Regions from separate parts of the Mus musculus genome. Here region 1 is linked to region 2. Evidence: chromatin loops called from intact Hi-C (ENCODE). Cell type or tissue: left cerebral cortex. All regions are shown on one strand. Links, peaks and the distances in the headings refer to the core of each region. The heading gives the core; the rest is flanking DNA.

Region 1 (5,380 bases), core at 234-5,233, 380 kb after region 2:
GGTTGGCATGTTGTCCCAGGCTGGAGGCAGCAGGTTCTTTGGGGTCCCTGAACCAGCTATGGAATGACTAACACATGGGCTCCTGATTGGCTGGGATGACTGTTTATATCAACTGTACTCTGATGCTGGAGGTCAAGTAGCCAGCAATGGCCTTTCCCCAGTAGTGAGGGGAATGGCATGGGGCCTCTAGGACTGGTTCTGCATGGTCAATGTCTCAGGCTGCCCTGGCCAATGGCCAGCACCCAACACTACTATTGGGAGGGTCCAGCAGTAACCCAAGGGTTATGAGCCAGGCGTAGCATAGTGCAGGGTAGAATATCTCTCACTGCCCTGACTGAGCCTATGTGTGTCCCTAAAAGGAGCTGCAGTTTACTGGTCAGTATGCAATGGGACATGCAGATTTGGTGGTCCCTGGGTCAATCCCTGCCTACAGCCTTCCCTTCTAGCCATATGTTCTTGCTACCTTGATTTCTGAGTCCTGTCTCCTTAGTTTTAAACCAAGAGTGAAGGTCCCTGTGTGTGGAGTTTACAGCCTATTTCTATGAAAGGAAGGGAAACAGAAGCTATGAGGAGACAGAGACAAACTGAACCACCAGGCAAATGCTCGGTGGGGACATTGGAGGACTTTTACTGTGAAAGACCACAGGCTTCCTCAATGAGCTCCATCTGAGTACAGCACCCTGTGAGGATAGAAGCCACCGACCTGAAAAGCTTCTCTTGCAGGTCACACCTAGTGCAGTGGCATTAAAAACCGTGTTCTGTGCTGGTAAAGAGCCTGGGGTCACTGTGATGTAAAAGCATCCCTGGGTAGGGCCAGTGACATCCTAACTCCTGTACTTCAAAGAGGAAATGAGGGGAGGGAAGGAAGGATGTAGCCAGGCAAACATCAGGGCAGGGACCGCAGAGGCTCCTGTTGCTGAGGGGCAGGTCTAGTACAGGGGCCCAAGCACCACGGGCTTGCTAGACACAGGGGTGGGGTTTCAGGAGGAGGAAGGCCCCTTCTCTCATGGCAGCAGGTGTCCTGAGAAGTCCATGCCTACTGCTTGGGAATAGGAGTGTGAGGGTTGGGGACCCTCAGGCAGTGGCTCACACTTCATACCATATACGTTGCAAAGTTTACAGACACACACACACACCAACACCCCTCTCCCAACATGGTGATGTGTTACCTCACCAACTACTCAGAGGCTCCCATCCCTCCTGGCTCCAGTGATAGCCCATGAGGAAAAGCTGTTAGAGGGAGGACTCCTCAGAGCAACACACAGGACTCCAGAAGATATCCTCCTTGGGATCTCGCTATTCTTACACACAGCAATATGAGTCATTTGCTCATTCATTTATCCAGCCACCTTTACCTAGTATGCATGAACTTGGCCTGAAGATGTGCTGAGCGAATGACTCTAACCCTGGGCAGATGGAGAAGATGCTTACTGGTGGACAGGAGAGAATGATGCTCAGAGGAAGCCTCAGTGTGCTCAGAGGTGAGTCACTACGACACAGAGAGAGCAGGAACATGTGGGGAAATTAGGGAGGGAGGGAACAGGTCATTATATATAACCGCAGCTGTCACTCAGTACACATTGAGCTCTGAGATGCAGTCTGTGATTCATTGCACCCCCATCAGCCTGAATCATCTTCCCATCCTCTCTAGCCACGAATATCTCCACTGCTTCTGTCTCCATTCCTATGGCTGCCACTGGGCCTTTGCTCCCACACCTTCTCCAGGCTCTCTCCATGCTCACATCTCTTAGCCTTCCTGGAATACTTTGTCGAAAATAGAAGCCTCTACACACAATCTTCTAAGCCTAACCTCTTTCCAGCTTTACTTTTTCCAATAATATGAGTACAAGGCCCAGGCTTTAATTTGCTTTTCTTTGCCAATAGAAGCCAGAGCCCTCAAGCTCACTGGGGACAGAGCATATTCTTAATGCATGCTGAGCACAGCCATACTGACTGCTAAGGTAGACAGCTGGCAGCAAGGCTGTGCCCCAGACTTGTACATGCTTTCATCCACAGGCAGGTGGGTGGGAATGGAGGTGGTGCCCATCATCAGAGGGATCTTTCTACTGGTCATCCTCTGACTTCTGACCCCATAGCAAAGTTCTGACATAAGATTAAGAGCTATCTGACCCAGACTCTTCTCATTCAGTGCCGAGGTGTGTTTGGCTACAGAGTAGTCACTGGGTGTACACCAAAGCATCCAAGGGCCTCAGGATGAGAAGAGACACTATAGACTAGAACTTGTACTCCTCTGACCTGTTTGTCTGCTCCAGCTTCCAGACATCAGTTTCCAGGCTTGACTGAACCCTACCATACACTTGTGCATGGATGGCACCTGGAGTCGAGGACCCTGGGGCCTGGAGGCATGTATCCAGGTGACATTCAGTCATGTGGGAAGCCGCCCTCACATTGGCCGTTGCAAGATGGCGCTGACATCCTGTGTTCTAAGTGGTAAACAAATAATCTGCGCATGTGCCAAGGGTAGTTTTCCACTCCATGTGCTCTGCCTTCCCCGTGACGACAACTCGGCCGATGGGCTGCAGCCAATCAGGGAGTGACATGTCCTAGGCGGAAGATAATTCTCCTTAAAGGGGACGGGGTTTCACCATTTTCTCTCTTGCTCTGGCTCCTAAAGATGTAAGCAATAGAGCTCTTGCTCTCTTGCTCTGGCTCCTAAAGATGTAAGCAATAGAGCTCTTGCTCTGGCTCCTAAAGATGTAAGCAATAGAGCTCATGCTCTCTTGCGCTCTGGCTCCTAAAGATGTAAGCAATAGAGCTCTTGCTCTCTTGCTCTAGCTCCTAAAGATGTAAGCAATAGAGCTCTTGCTCTCTTGCACTCTTGCTCCTGAAGATGTAAACAATAAAGTTTTGCCGCAGAACATTCTGGTTTGCTGTGTTCTTCCTGGCCGGTCGTGAACGCAAGTAAGAGTTGATGCCGAAACCCAGGACGAGAAAACCCGAGACGAGAAATCCTGAGACAAGAAAACCTGGGACGGTTACCATCACCGGCACAAGGAAGATCCCTCATTCCGGAACCAGAACTGCGGGTCACGGTCATAAAGGTTCCCGTAAAACAGACTGTTGAGAAGGATCCAGTGTGGATTCAAAACTCTTCAGCTGGGCAACGGTGATAATAAAGTGTTCCCACAACACAGACTGTTGAGAAGGATTCAACTGCGTGAATTCAGAACTCTTCAGCTGGGGTACAGGGTACCCGTAAGTATAGCTTTAAAAGGTAAGTCTGGTCTTGAACTTTCTAATGAAATTCAAGACAGTCTATCAGAAGTAAAGTGGGGTATAGCTTTACAAGGTACGTCTGGCCTTGAACTTTCTAACGAAATTCAAGACAGTCTATCAGAAGTAAAGTGGAAAATAGCTTTACAAGGTATGTTTGGCCTTAAACTTTTTCTAGTGTTAGGAGCCTTTTTGTTCCTTTTCACATGTTATCAAGTGGTTAAGGTAGGGCTAAAAATTCTGGATGAAATTCAGGGCAATCTATCAGAAGTAAAGCGGGGAGAGAGAGTAGGAACAAAGAGAAAATATGGTACACAAAATAAGTATACAGGCCTTTCCACGGGTCTTGAACCCGAAGAAAAGTTTAGGTCAGGTAAAAATACCTGGAGAGAGATTAGAAGGAAGGAAAAAAAAAAGAAAAAAAAAGATCAATTAGCGGAGGTCTCTAGAAGAAGGAGCCTATACTCATCACTAGATGAGCTCAAGGAGCCAGTTCTTAGTAGTTCTAAATCAGATGAAAAGGCTATTAGGGCCTGGAAGGCGCTCTCCCGAGCAGGTGAAGCCACTGGACAACTAACAAAGATCGTCCAGGGACCTCAAGAGTTCTCAGATTTTGTGGCCAAAATGACAGAGGCAGCAGAGCGTATTTTTGGAGATTCAGAGCAAGCCGCACCTCTGGTAAAACAGCTCATTTATGAGCAAGCCACACAGGAGTGCCGAGCGGCCATAGCCCCAAGAAAGAACAAAGGTTTACAAGACTGGCTCAGGGTTTGTCGGGAGCTTGGGGGACCTCTCACCAATGCAGGCTTAGCGGCCGCCATCCTCCAATCCCAAAAATGCTCCATGGGCAAAAATGAATCAACTCATAGAGCTTGTCCAGAAACAACTAGATGTATTATGGCAAATAGCTCAGCTGGGATGTAAACAAATTTTCCAAGATTGTGCGTTACTTCCATTCAGTATGAGAAATTTTACTAGGGCAGCTAATTTGTCAAAAAGTCTTTCTCAGTATATGTTACAGAATTGGACGGCTAAATTTGAACAGACCCTTCGGGAATTGAGACTTGCCATCATTCAGGTCAACTCCACGCACTTGGACCTGTCCCTGACCAAAGGATTACCCAATTGGATCTCCTCAGCATTTTCCTTCTTTAAAGAATGGGTGGGATTGATATTATTTGGAGATATGCCATGCTCCAAGGGGCTCACTGAGGGAGAAGATCCTCTGGGACATGCCTTGTCACTCTTGGCTATGTGGAACACCCACAATGCAAATTCCTCAGCCCAGGCCCTGCTTTATGCATTCATTCTTGTTAACCAAATTGATCACAGAGTGTACACATGACATGATTTCATGCAGTCAGGAAGAAAAGTGAAATCATGATACTTGCACAGAAACAGAAGGAACTAGAAATCATTGTTACGCAAAATGAAGCAGAATCAAAAAGGGAGGTATGCGTGTGAATGTATGTATATGGTATGTGTGTGCATGTGCTGTGGTGTATGTGTGGTGTATGTGTGTAGGTGTGAATGTATGTATGTGGTATGTATGTGACTGTGTGAGGCTATTGTGGTGTGTGTGTTACTGTACATGATGTGTGTGCATGTGTATCTGTGGTGTATGTGTGTGTGTATGGGTGTGAATGTAAGTATGTGGTATATGTACGTGTGCGTGTTTTTGTGGGGTCATGGTTATGTGTGTGTGTTTGGTGTATGTGTGGTGCATGTATGTTTATGTGTGTGGTGTGTGTGTATATGTGTTCATGTATGTATGTAGTATGTGTGTGTGTGCATGTTTGTGTGGGGGTATGTCTGTGTGTGGCCTTATTAGCAGAGACCCCAGAGGTCTTTCTTCCTGTATCCCAAGGAAATAATTGTTGGCCATATTTCTGCTTTGTCTGTTGGTTTCTGAGGTTACAAGTGTGTAAAAACCACATCTTACTTTCAATTGCATTTCAAAAAGTCATTGGTCACAAGCTGATTTGCATCCAACTTGTTGTGGTAAATATTACTTGTGGATTTCTTACCACCACATAAATTATAGAGGTATGAAATAATAATAATAATACGAAGAAGAGAAAAAGAAATGATAATAAACTAATAAGAAATAATAAGAATAAGAAACAATGCTATCAAATAATAAAAT
Region 2 (5,380 bases), core at 280-5,279:
CTTTACTCCTCTGTCATTCATTAAGCAACCGAGCCAGCCTTAGTGATGTTTAGCTGTCTGGGAAAACGCTTGACAAAAATAGAACACTTTTATGCAGGGACTGAAAAATCACTGTGCCTGCTCCCCAGAAGAAAAATACCTACCTAGCTCCGGTCATCAGACTAACCCAGGCTTCATTGATCATAGAACCCTACTTTCATCTTTTTAGGGGGAAGGAATGAGGGTTTCTTGGTTTCACATGGCCACCTCTCACTTCATATTCTAGCAGGGCTTAGATCTGACAGACAACAGCCTTGGAGCATCAAGGACATGTGACTTCACAATAATAGGAATTGGGGGAGGGAGCTAACAGCCCCTACCCCTTCTCCCAGGGTCTGTTATGCTCTTATTGTCCTTAACACACTGAATTGTAAATTAAAGAAAGACCAAACAAGTAGCTGGGAAGCTCTGTGAAAATATTTAACCCGAGCTTGGTACTGCAAGTAAAAAGCTTTTCTAACAGCACACTTTTGCTGTTGCTGGGAAAGGCCCTTGGGAGCTCCAATGTCCCATTAACCACAGCTCAGTGCTGGCTAGGAACACGCATGGTACAGTTCATCCCACCACGCAGCAATCTCATCAGTCAGACTGCCAAACCTCAAGGACTGCTAGACATCGACCCTGGAGGGAAGGTGGTGGGAGACGTGGGTACCAAATCCCTAGGAAGTCCTGGACTCAGGAGAGACTGGGTGCATCCTCTGTGAATTTGAACTTCAACAGACCATCTGGGCTTGGCTGATGGAGAGCCTGTTCCATGTCAGGTGGAACAGAAGGTGGCAGGCAGGAATAAGCCTCAACTGTGCTCTTCCTTACGGTGACTGACAGAATATTGTTCCTCTTCCTCCTCATCTTCCTTGTCCTCGTCCTCATCCTCATCCTCCTCCTCCCCCTCGTCCTCCTCCATCCGCTGTAGGTGAAACTCAAACAGCCTTAGCATCCACTTGAGTGCAGCCCTAGGCAGAATGGCCATCAGCTACAGGAGATGCACCTGGAGCCACACAAGCTGCACTGAGTCTGCACGGACACTAGAGGGCGCAGGCTGGCAGATTCCCTAGCCCTCAGCACACACCCCTTTTAATTTCTAAACTAGGGAAGAAAGCATAGTAGGTCTAAACCAGAGCTTCTCAATGGGTGGGTCCCAACTCCTTGGGGATTGCAGGACTCTTCATAGGGGTTGCCTAAAACTATCAGAAAGCACATATCTATATTACGATTTGTAACGATAACAAAATTTATAGTTATGAAGTAGCAATAAAAATAATTTTTTGGTTTGGGGTGACCATGACATGAGGAACTGTATTAAAGGGTCACAGCATTAGAAGTTTGAGAACCACTAGTCCAAACTAAGTAAGTCCTCAGGGTAAAATACACAGTTGTTGTTTCCTGCTTGGTATACAAAGCGTTAAATCCAACAGGCTGTGGACATTGTTCACCCCGTTTCTCTTTCCTCTTTCCATGTGGTTGTAGGAAAATCTCATATTATATATGAATGTCATCCTATTTCTTGGACAGCACTGGGCAGTACCAAGGACTCTGGAGCTGCTGCCACCACACAGGGATCCTATTCACAGCAGTTAGCATCCTATGACATCTGGTGATCACTTTACTCACTGATACCATGAGTGAGAGATAATGTGTTCCCATCCCACAGTCCTCCACAGGTCCACAGACATAGGCTGCAGGGCTAACTTGGACCTCTCTGGAGAAGCCATTCTGACCCCAGCCAGGGAGGTCAAAGGCTACAGTGAGAGATATACCCTCCTCTTCTGAGTGGGACAACACACAGCCGCCCAGTGAGATCTATGGGAGGGAGGATAGGGTATTACTGGGTACCAGCATGCAACCTCAGCCTGCCATCTGAGCCACAGTCCCATGTCAAGGCACTGTCACTGCAAAACCTTCCTGACTCCCAAGCCATACGCCAAGAGCTCAAACTCCCAAATCTCCAGAGCATCAATGACTGTTTTTTTTTGTTTTGTTTTGTTTTTGTTTTTTGGTTTTTTTTCAGTTTTTGTTTTTTTTACATAAATAAAAAAAAGGCATCAGAGCCATTGAAATGACTCCCTGGGCAAAAGCACCAGGCACCAAGCCTGGAGACTTGAGTTTAAGCCTGAGAACTCACGTGGTAGGAGGAGAGAACTGAATCCCAGAGGTTGTGTCCTCTGACCTACATGAGCTGGATCACATGCCCATCACACACAAACTAATTCATATGCATAAAACTTAAGCAACAAGGTAAAGTGCAATGTAAAAGGAGAAAGAGGGGCAGCTGGAAAGGCTGCACAGAAAGCCCCACCCTGCACTGCCAGACCTCTCTCCCTCTGCTCTTTCCCAAGCCTGAGAGGCCCCACAAGAGTTGGGGAACCAGAGAAGGTGGAGAAAAGAAAAGGAAATCCCCAAGAACTTTTTCTAAATAAAAACTGCTACTATAACAGGATGGGAGACATGTGGGTGACTCTCCTCACTAAGCTAGGCTCATCTGGGTCACACCCACTCCAGTCACCCGGGAAGCTCCTACTCACACCCTGAAGCCTGTTCAGACACAAACGTCCCACCACTCCTTGGGGCAGATTTCTTAGACTCCATGGTCACTCTCCCCAACATCCTGAATGGCATTTCTGATCTTCTGTTAAGACTTACACTTTTGGGACATCATTACTGTGTTTTTTCCCCTTTGGACCCTGGTAAGTCTGTTTCAGTCCCAGGGTCTCTGCATCTGCAGATCCTCCACCTCTCTGCACTTCTTGCTGTCTGTTTCAGAGAGGGTCAGTCCTTGGGTATATGTACTTTCTCTTGGAAGAGGCCTCTAGGATTAGCATCAATTCTCATCTACCTTCAGACTCTGGTCCTGCTTTGTTCAGAGCACTTCCTCAGATCAGACACTGAACTCCCTTTTCTTCTGTGTGTGTGAGTGTGTGCGTGTGTGTGTGCGCGCACGCGCTCATGTGTGTGTGTTACATACTCTATTAATTAGAGTTTTGCTGCTGTGAACAGATACCATGACCAACCATGGCAACTCTTACAAAGGACAACATTTCATTGGGGCTGGCATACAGGTTCAGAGGTTCAGTCCATTATCATCAAGGAGGGAACATGGCATCATCCAGGCAGGCATGGTGCAGGAGGAACTGAGAGTTCTACGTCTTCATCTGAAAACTGCTAGCAGAATACTGACTTCCAGGCAGCTAGGATGAGGGTTTTAAAGCCCACACCCACAGTGACATGTCTACTCCTACAAGGCCACACTTACTGCAAAAGTGCCACATATTTTAATATTGCCAATCCCTTGGCCGAGCATATACAAACCATTACACACACCCTCATGCACACACACATGCTTTCCCATGCAGGATATAGAGGTCGACATGTGAATGTTTTTTTTTTCCTTCTTTTTGCTTTTCTTTACTCTGCACTTCTCCCAAGACAGGGTCTCTCTGTGTAGCCCTGGCTATCCTGGAACTCACTCTGTAGACCAGGCTGGCCTCAAACTCACAGAGAACCACCTCCCTCTGCTTCACGAATGCTGTGACTGAAGTTGTGTGCTGGCACTGCCCAGCTATCTTTTTCGTTTTAAAAAAGACTTTCAAATTTCTATTCACTTGTATGTCTGCGTGTATGTATGGTTAGAGAAGCGGGAAGAAGTCAGGGCTCTGGAACTGAAGTTACTGGTGGCTCACAGAGCCAGTTGTGGGTGCTGTGAACTGAATTCAGGTCCTCTGAAACAGTAGTAGTTGTATGTAAGCACAGAGCCAGGTCTATAGGCCTCAGAGTCCTGCCCCTGTTTTTTGAGTCAGGGCCTCTCTCTGAACCCAGAGAGTACTATTCATCATTTTGTCTAGACTAGCCGGCCAGAAGGACCCTAGAATTGGTTCCTGTTGTCTCTATCCCACAGTGCCAGGGTCACAGCGAACAAGGACATATGTGGCGCTTTACAGGGGTGCTGGGGATCTGAACCCAGGTCCTTATGCTTACACACAGGGAGCACTCCACCTCTCAGACTGCGGGGTCCTGCATTTCTGTATTTAATAGTTTGCCACTGCGAACCCCCACAGTGTCCCAAAACAGGGCAGGGTACACACACTGTTTATAACTGTGAGTCAGGCTGTATGACATTTCAAAGGCTCAGCATGAGGCCCAAGAGTCTCTTCCTATCCTAAAGGCTCAAACACTTTGTGACCTACAGGATTAGGGACTCAGGAAGAAATGTGAGGGCTATGGGTGAATTAGTCTTCTAGAAAGCTCCTTTCTGGCACAATAGTGACAGTAGAATAGACACTCAGGAATGTGTCACACTAGGGGGTGTTCACTTGCAGGATGCTGATGTCCCTCCTTTTGGACAACAATCCAGCTATGGGGTCCCAAGTAAGGCTTCTTGTTGCTTCCCAAGAGGTCATTAATCAAAGATGCTCATCACCAGACCAGACCTTTTACAGGCCTCTGCTTCTGTATGGGACCAGCAGGACATCTGGGCAGCTAGTTCCCTGTGGTGGAGGAGGGGAAAGCAAAAAGCAATGTGTGGGTGTGTGCCAGGGCCAGAGCTAAGGAGAACTCACTGCCCTGCAGCACACAACAGCTGCCCAATGAGGAAGTGATAGTATCCCCACAGGGATCTTCTAAGCCTAACCTCTTTCCAGCTTTACTTTTTCCAATATTGTAATGAGTTCAAGGCCCAGGCTTTACTTTGCTTTTCTTTGCCATTAGAAGCCAGAGCCCTCAAGCTCACTGGGGACAGAGTATATTCTTAATACATGCTGAGCACAGCCATACTGACTGCCAAGGTAGACAGCCGGCAGCAAGACTGTGCCCCAGACTTGTACATGCCTTCATCCACAGGCAGGTGGGTGGGAATGGAGGAGGTGCCCATCATCAGAGGGATCTTTCTACTGACCATCCTCTGACTTCTGACCCCATAGCAAAGTTCTGACATAAGATTAAGAACTATCTGACCCAGACTCTCCTCATTCAGTGCCAAGGTGTGTTTGACTACAGAGGAGTCACTGGGTGTACACCAAAGCATCCAAGGGCCTCAGGATAAGAAGAGTCACTATAGGCTAGAACTTGTACTCCTCTGACCTCTTTGTCTGCTCCAGCTTCCAGACATCAGTTTCCAGGCTTGACTGGACCCTACCATGCACTTGTGCATGGATGGCACCTGGAGTCGAGGACCCTGGGGCCTGGAGGCATGTATGCAGGTGACATTCAGTCATATAGATTCAGAAACTGCTCTCTTTAGCCCTAGCAGTGCACACCATATTCCATTGTGTCTATTTTCGATTGAGGGGACCCAAAGACCTTCTCTGAAGACAAGAGCCTCTTTCTGGGTATCTCCTTCAGACTCACT

Evidence for each region. Hi-C counts contacts between places; a loop is a spot of excess contacts. Peaks named below come from ENCODE experiments on the same cell type or tissue, not always from the same donor. Only the 100,000 strongest peaks of a DNase experiment are listed, where the experiment ranks them.
Region 1: a loop joins it to region 2, with 9 times the contacts of the local background. A loop is called at or near these places in 11 of 42 quality-filtered maps.

What each region holds. Positions count from the first base shown.
Region 1 is chr12:20,642,515-20,647,894 of GRCm38, reverse strand. All of the region lies in intron 3 of LOC108167368, which reads right to left. Among named protein-coding and RNA genes, the nearest start is that of Gm6626, 120 kb to the left of the region's middle. In left cerebral cortex, for the core only: no CTCF peak of the experiment used is centred there; no DNase peak of the experiment used is centred there.
Region 2 is chr12:21,026,749-21,032,128 of GRCm38, reverse strand. It overlaps the pseudogene Gm5977. Among named protein-coding and RNA genes, the nearest start is that of Asap2, 82 kb to the left of the region's middle. In left cerebral cortex, for the core only: a CTCF peak has its summit at 1,063 (motif pointing right); DNase peaks (open chromatin) are centred at 1,044 and 2,610.